Linked DNA regions of Mus musculus: region 1 is linked to region 2. A link is a contact called in ENCODE Hi-C data. All regions are on one chromosome and are shown on one strand. Each heading gives the region's core, a stretch centred on a gene start or an enhancer-like site at or near the end of the contact. The rest is flanking DNA. Distances are from core to core; before and after follow the strand shown. Region 1 holds the start of Hivep3 (human immunodeficiency virus type I enhancer binding protein 3). Region 2 holds the start of Guca2b (guanylate cyclase activator 2b (retina)).

What was found. Hi-C counts contacts between places; a loop is a spot of excess contacts on that map.
Region 1: a map of left cerebral cortex shows a loop between it and region 2 (2.6-fold over the local background). The contact joins the promoter of Hivep3 here to the promoter of Guca2b in region 2. A Hi-C loop is called at or near these places in 5 of 37 maps with a recorded cell type or tissue (CH12.LX, left cerebral cortex and v-Abl transformed pro-B cells).

Annotation. Positions count from the first base shown.
Region 1 is chr4:119,812,825-119,817,001 of GRCm38, reverse strand. It overlaps Hivep3 (human immunodeficiency virus type I enhancer binding protein 3), which reads right to left and starts at 2,324. Exons shown (of 9, transcript NM_010657.3): 1 at 2,212-2,324.
Region 2 is chr4:119,656,289-119,660,233 of GRCm38, reverse strand. It overlaps Guca2b (guanylate cyclase activator 2b (retina)), which reads left to right and starts at 1,289. Exons shown (of 3, transcript NM_008191.2): 1 at 1,289-1,453; 2 at 2,519-2,705; 3 at 3,384-3,633. The coding sequence starts at 1,379. The coding sequence ends at 3,442. Gm35761 (a long non-coding RNA gene) reads right to left here and starts at 1,946. Exons shown (of 6, transcript XR_868074.3): 1 at 561-1,946; 2 at 2-112.

The DNA of each region.
Region 1 (4,177 bases), core at 1,075-3,574, 160 kb before region 2:
CAGCTTTCTTAATGTTATCTTCCATCAAGTTGAATCTTGGAATCTGCCAGGACTTCAGACTAAATGTATCTCCTCTTGCCTGAACCTTTCACACACTAAATGCCTCCCTGGCTCATTTGGCAGGGGTCCAAGAGCAGCTTACACTTCTGCACTCTGAGGAGGGTGGCCACTGCTGTAATACAATGGGCGGAGACAGCTTGACAATAGTGCCAATTGAGTACATCTTGATCTACAGAGCGCACAGTAGCAGTTAGCCTTTAAAGCAACAACGCTCCCATCACCCCCGCCCCCACCAGCCAACTGCTGTACCAGAGTCTTGAGGACCAGAAAATAATTTTAGCCTTAGGAGGTCAGATGTAGTCACCAGTTTAACAAACCTGCCCACCAGCCCCAGGAGGAACAGATAAGGAACATGATCTCGGTCTCTATATTAAGAGCTCTGTGGACTGTGGGTACTTTACAGAGTTGGGTGGAAGGGAGAACTAAACTCTCCTGCCTGCAGAGCTCCTCACAGGACAGCTATCCTCCTACCTTGTAAAACCTCCAATATTGCAATGCAAGGATGGAAAGGGCATCCAGCTCCCAAGGCTGCACTCAAGCAGATCCACCAACATGGGGCTCGCTCCACCCCAGAGAAAAACTCTCCACAGCGAGCAGGACAGACTTTTCTTTGGCCCTTCCTCTGGAGGCACCTAAGTGGCTACCCTAGACCCAGTGTCCTTTATCCTCTTGAGTTAGGAACCTGAGGGCCCCGCAGAGGTGGCTATATCCTTCTCCATGAACAGAGAGGGGTGAGATTACAACACAAAGTTCAGACAAGCATCACCTGGGCAGAAATCAGTGGGAAAGTTTGAGATCAACACCAACCCAATTCTGAGACCTCTGTCCTCAAGCAAGAATCCTGCTCTTTGCCTGTGTTCTTGACCCTCAAATTGTTCAAATGATTCTTCCTTGTCCCCACATGCTTCCTGCTGTCATCCCACACATAATTACATAAAGACATTATAAACAACAAAAGCACCCAACTTGAGTGCAGAGGGCTGATGCTAGTATTTGGGCACTGGGTCTGATCATTAGTTGGGATTACATAATTACATAAACATGGGTTGGAGAACACTTCTGTAGAGGTTAGTTCAACAAATGCCTTGTTCTCATTCTCCCATCCCTCCACTCCCCACCCCCACCCCAACAACAGAAGGCAAGCCTGGGTTAAAAAAAAAAAAATCAAAACATGCCTGATATCTCCGGGGCACCTGGCTACCGCCTTGCAAAACCAAAGGCTGCCAGAACTTTTGAGATGCAAAGCACAAAGAGGACCACAGTACCACTCCTCTAAGCCAGCAGGCTCTTGTGCAAACATTGTCCCCAAAGTTCAAGGGCAGGTCAAGCCACAGAAAGGGTCCTGACCCTGACAAGCAGTATAAACCAAACCAGCCAGCTTCAAGGAAGTCCATACAGATCTCTGAGTTCCTCTACTCCACTACTTCTGTCCCAGCCACCAGTCTGGTTGCCCATCACCTCCCCAGGGGCCGTTTGTCACCAGCAGTGTTCCCATTTTAAAATATGGTGAAATGTGGGACATCTAGGAAGGGGCACCTGCTTTATTAGTGACAGGGCAAGACATTCCCCCAACCCCCACTCCCACTTCAGTTTGGTGTGGTGTAGTGTGCTTTGGGGAGAGGACTGACAAGGTGTGATTCTCCCCTCACCCCCCACCCACCCCCGTGGAATCGTTTTCAGGGGGTGGCAGGATTGCGAGCAGGGAGAAAAATCTCTCCCTTCGGTCCTGGCACCCAGCATCAGACCAAAATGATCCTTCTACCAAGCACTTAATAGACATCTCTGGGGCCTGACCCTTCCTAGAGCAGCAGCCTGGCCCAGGAGCCAGGTCTGCAGCGCAACGCAGCCGAGCTATCGCGGGGGGCGCGCGGCGCGCACAGGGTTACAGCCCAGCCACGGCTGCGAGTGATTGACGCGCGGGGGTCACTTGAGGTTCGCGCTCCCCCAGCCAGGCCGAGCGCGCAGACCACCGCGCACACTGTGGCCACCCTGCCAGCCCCGCCACCCAGACACCTGGCGTGAGAAAGGCAGCGACAAAATGGAATCCCAGCACTGTGGCACTTCCCGGTGGCGGCCGCGGGAGAAAACACAATCAGGGAAAAATAAAGCGCAAGGAATCCATCCGCGGAATAAAAACCCAGAGTCCCCTACCTTCAGCCTTGGGGTAGCAAGCTGGTCCTGTGTGTTCTCTGACCCACGGATCCAGCACCCTTCTTCAATTATTCCGGTCAGTCGGGATATTGTGCATTTTTTTTCATAAACACCTGTTTCAAGTAAGGGGTAAAGACCTTATTGAAGGAATTGCTCTTAAGAAATAACCTGTGCGTATGTCTGTCCATCCAGGCGTGCATGCGTGTTTGTATACACACATATGCACACGGAATACTCATGTACACTGGAGCACCAAACTAGGCAGGGGGATAATGGGAGAGTCGGCTGGTGGTGAGCATGCTCGCGCCGGGAACAGATCCACCCTCTGTTATTCCTCTGAATAAATATAAATCACGATCAGAAACCCAAACAGAAGCATCCCTCTTGAATTCCTGCTGGAAACACGGAATAAATTCAGCCCGCAGACACAGAATCTAATCAGCAGCTGCTTTCTGAATCCAGAGCCAACCCATGCCCCGCTTGTCTTTTCCACTAGGAGTCCAGACCTTTTTTTTTTTTTTTTTTAAGGGGTTTTAACCTTTTAAAGATACAGTACACCAATTATCACTTGAATAGCATGGCTGGGAATACTGAAAGAAGGCAGGCAGCACCAGGCCTATTGCCACACAGGGCAAATAGCAGGCAGTAACAATGTTCATTGACATCCATATATCTGCACACATGGATAATACATTACATGGTGGGAGAAACATATGCAAATACAGGATATATGCGAAGCACATGTTTGTTGCATGATGGGCTTCCCAATGATGAATAGCACTGCACATGAACACTTCTAAACATTCATGTTTAATAGGTCAGACTCTCGGCAGACTTTTCAAAACAGGGGTCACCCCTCTGGGGTCCCTTATTGCTCCTGAAGGGCCAGAGTGTCACTGCTGAAGGCAGTGAAGTGTCTACTGAAGCTCACCCTCCACCTCCAGCTTAATCCCAGAGCATGCCTCCCTGCCCTGCCCTGCCCCGCCCCGCCCCGCCCCGCCCCGCCCCGCCCCGCCCTGCCCTGCCCCGCCCTGCCCTGCCCTGCCCTGCCCTGCCCTGCCCTGCCCTGCCCAAGTCTCAGGGAACTGAAAGGTGTTCCCAGCCCACAGGATGGTTCTGGCACCATTTCTGATCCACCTTGAGATTCAGCCCCAGTTCCCGTTCTAGGACAGGTTTTCTTCTACTTACATCGGAAATTGAAACTGCCACCTGGGCTTTGGTATTTGACTATTCTGATCTGGCTCCTCTTTACATTTTTGTTAGCAAGGTTTCATTGCTGTCATTGTTCTGTTTTTAACTTTTTTGGGGGGGGCGGGGTCTGGGGGGGGGAGGTTGGAACAAAGTTGAGCATGAAGGTTGAACAACAGTGCAGGGAGATAAACCACCCCCAGCCTAAACTGTGCATGCCAACTACTTCAGCCACCCAGATGGCATCTAATCCAGTTTTGTTTTAGCTTTTAAAGAGGTACCACTGAGAAAAAACAAAAAGTAACTTTACTCTTACTTGAAAGGAAGAGCCTTATTTCAAGCCAAGAGCCCCAGAGGATCATCCCGGGCATGCTACCTGCCTCCTGCTCCTGACCATCAGCAGGCTCCTCCATCACTCTGTGCCTAGGGCCACTCTAGGACAGGTCCCTCCAGCTCTAGCCCCAGCTCTCATTTCCTCTTCTGGTCCTGCCAGGCAGACCACTGAAACCCATGCCTGGCTCTCTCTTACCTAGCCCTGTTTGCCTCACCCTCCCAGCCAAAACCAGCCCCCTCCCCTCCCAGACTCTTTAGAGAAAATTATCATATTTCATGTGTCATCGTCCTGGCTAGCTGAGTCTGTCACTGATTGGTTGGGCACTGGCAGCCGGAAATGTCACCAGCCACACAGCATGGAGCTAGCTCTCCTGTGGCTACCACAGACCTGAGCTTAGGAGGCTTGGTGACAAGGCACAGACCTACCACAGGGAGCCTGTCACTC
Region 2 (3,945 bases), core at 40-2,539:
CCTTGCATTACTCATGATCAAACATGTGAGCCACTGTTATCTGACGGTTATTAGCATCTTAGAGAGAAGAGAGTGTGAGACTCCAAAGACTCCAAAGAATAAAGGCCGAAGTCTGGATTCAAAACAAGACATAAGAAACTCCAAAGTTCACCGGAGACTTTTATCTGTTTCGACGTAAGATAAGCGTGGATCTAGGTGTTCTGGGCAGATGAAGTGTATCACACATGCAAGAGCAGGACAGGCCTGAAGGAGCATGTTCTTTTAACCACCAATCTGAAGGACTATAGGTGCCCAGGTAGGCTGTGGCGGTTTCAGCTCAGGCTCATGCTGGGATACCTGCCACGTGTCAGTCTGTACCAGGGCCAGCTGAGTCCCAGCAGGACCACTGTTCAAAGTAGCTGGACCTGGCCATGGTGATAACCCCATCAGAGAGACTTGACCCTCTTCTCCCTGCTCCAACCTTCACCCATTGGGGAGGTGCACTGTGAGATTAAGGGACCTGTTAGAGATGAGTCACCCAGAGAATGAAGGTAAATTCAAGGGACTGGAGCCCATCTTACCCACAGCTACCTCTGTGGGTGGCTTCCGATAGACGTGTGTGACCCGAGAGTAAAAGAAAACCTCAGTCAGACTTGATGTGACACCCCAGGCTCACACAGCAGCTGCCACAGCTCTGGCACTGAACCCTTGTCATCTCCTAGGAGATCTGAGCTCTTTCTTCCACACCATGTTGACCTGCTGGCTGCTGAGATATCAGTTGATATGGTTATACTCACTTGTTCTTGGGTACACATGGGAAAGGGCAGGCAAAGGCTGGTTACAAGGCTGGTCTTTCCGCAGTTCTAGACTCCGTGCAGGATGCTGGATATGGGAGAAGTTAATACTGGAAAACTCTGAAGTCAACTCTGTGTGCCCTCCTTGCTCTGAGCCATCTGCCTGCAAGTCAAAGAACCACAAGCTGACCTGGGCTAAAGACACAACTGAAGAGTCTGTTTGGCCTGAGGCAAATCACTTTACCTGATATCACTTTCCTGATCCATCACCTTTCCCCTCCTCCTGGTGTGGAGGAGAGAGTGAGAAGTGAAGTGGTCCAAGGTCTTCCCACAGAGCCCTATTCATGCCAGGCCCTTGGCAGACCATGTTCCCACAAGCTTGGATTCTTCTTCATCATCATCATCGCCCCTATCCCCTTCCTGGAACCAAGTCAGAATCTGTCAAAGAGCCAGGCCTCTGTCAACCCCACCCCAGCCAGACAGTTAATAAGTGACCAGAGCTCTGGACCCTGGCCTATAAGGGGCTGCTGGCCCAGAGGCAGGTGGCAGGCAGGTGGACAGCAGAGGAAGCAGGAACCCAGAGGTGTGAGCTTGGAAGCGAGGCCATGTCAAGAAGCCAACTGTGGGCTGCCGTCGTCCTGCTGCTGCTCCTGCAGAGTGCACAGGGTGTCTACATCAAGGTGAGACCCCCAGCCAGCCTACCTTTTACCTGGAGGACCTGGGCTCAGCCCAGCAGCCAGTCTAGACACCTGTTGGGTTGGGACTGCAGGCGTGTCAACAGCGGCAGTGATAGATGTAATGAGAGTGGCAGGTTTAGTCTCCTCTGCTCTCCTTGGAAGTCAGCACAGCCACAGTGTGGAAGGAACCCTAGAGGAGCCCAGAGGGAACTCTGTGGCTCCCTGCCTGTGCTCACCTACATGGGCAAATCACAGAATGGATTCCCTGGTAAGGAACCTTTGTGCTCACTGGAGGATAAATGGTGTCAAGCCTGGGTGAACATGTTCTAGGCAGAGCAAAGGCCAGACAAAGGGAACATGGACTTCAGAGGCCTCCCAGGGAGTGTTAGATGGGTGGGGCATGGAATCAGCCCTGGTTGTCGAGTGGCAGGATGCTTCTGGTTTCCCTAAACCTGTGTGACTACTACAGTCTAGCGTCTATATCAGGCAGGGTTTCCAGGAAGAGAATGAGAGAGAGAGAGAGAGAGAGAGAGAGAGAGAGAGAGAGAGAGAGAGAGAGAGAGAGAAGAAGAAGAAGAAGAAGGAGGAGGAGGAGGAGGAGGAGGAGGAGGAGGAGGAGGAGGAGGAGGAGGAGGAGGAGGAGTTGAGAGAATCAGTCTCAATAGAGCAAGCTTCACCAGGCCAGAGAGAGGACCTGTTAGCTGACCTGTCTAGTACTAGGCTTCCACAAGGGAAGGTCATGTCAGATGGGAAAGAGACAACCAGCTGGATGGAGGGAAAGACAGGATTTGAACACACAAGGGTCTTCTTGTTTCTAATGCCCATATGATGACCTACAGAGCTCTACAGCCTTTTGTGAGCAGCCTGGGACAGAAGGCCTCTATGTTGGTGGTGGCAGATCGCAATTCTACTTCCCTCCCCACAAGCTGCTTTTCTGCTGTGTTTTGGACTCTTTGTGAGCCCAGAGAATATTCTGGAGGACTCACGGGACCTTGATGAGCCCAGTCTCATGGCACTGCCTGCTCCTAACCAGGGCCTGATGACCTCTCACCCGTCCCTTCTCCCTAGTACCATGGCTTCCAAGTCCAGCTGGAATCAGTGAAGAAGCTGAATGAGTTGGAGGAGAAGGAGATGTCCAATCCCCAGCCTCGGAGAAGTGGCCTCCTCCCTGCTGTGTGCCATAACCCAGCCTTGCCCTTGGACCTCCAGCCTGTTTGTGCCTCCCAGGAAGCTGCCAGCACCTTCAAGGCCTTGAGTAAGGATAGGAACCCTTAGATCTTCTTGCACCCTCCCCTACCTCTCCATTGTCAGTTGTTTTTGTTAAAGCAACCCAGTAGCTGTGGACAGGGGGCTTAGAGGGTCACAGCTCCTGCCTGCCCCAGATCTGCCCCAGTCTGGGTACACTGATTCAGGTAGAAAAGAGCTCCATGGTCCTGAGAAGTTTCTCAAAGACCTCACAAGGTGGTGGGGAGGAACTCTGGGAAGAGACAGGTGTGATTACAGGAGACACATGCAGCTGATACATTTGATGCCATCAGGCTTGGAATGGCTCCCTGGGAGGTGACAGCTAAGCTAAAATGGGAAGGGTGGAGAAGAGCTGGGCACATGCTGCTGCCATCTGCAAGCATTCGTGTCCCTGCTCTGGGTAGGCCCCCATCTGTCCCTCTTGACCAGGACTCTTCCTACAACATTCAGGTCAGGTTGATTGGCCCATGTAGCAAATATGAAACCTCAAAGGAAGGGATGGGGGAGTACCTGAGAGAGGAATCTAGCCCCTAGCCCCTCATTCTATATGGAACTTCTATATGGAGCTTCTATATGGAACACCCCAGGTTCTCTCCCCAGGAGCTCCTCTCTGAAAACTGGATGACAGCATCCATGATCACTAATCCCCAGGGTCCAATTTCAACTAATCTGCCTTCTTCCTGCGCAGGGACCATCGCCACCGACGAATGTGAACTGTGTATAAATGTTGCCTGTACAGGCTGCTGATGAAATGACTCTGGGTCTTAAGACCACTCCGGACACTTTCCCCACAGCCCAACCTGTCCATACTTAGGCACCATTGAAGTAATCGCCATCCTCCCAGCATAAATGGATCCTTAGCAAGGCAATGTGGATGCAGAGTTGCCATATTTGGCCCCCAGGCAGCTGCACCTGAATAAAAAATGCTACCCACAAAACCAAGTGTCCGTGTGCTCACTTCTGCGCCGTGGGCGGGGCATCTCGAGGAGCTGGATGAGAAGCAAAGACAGTCCAGGCTGGGCATAGGAATTCCCCACCCACATTTCCAAGCCCAAGGAACTGACTCATGGTGCCCACGTCCCAGGTGAGGGAGCCCAGGGTAGCCCACACTCAGGACCTTCTCCTCTGGAGTAGCTCAAGGCTTTCCCGCTCTGGGAGCAGAACTCTTCTTGACAGAGAATAGTGGAGAATAGGTAAGGGTATGTTTGGGATGGGATGTCATTAACAAGTCCAGTGACAGTCAGGAGACT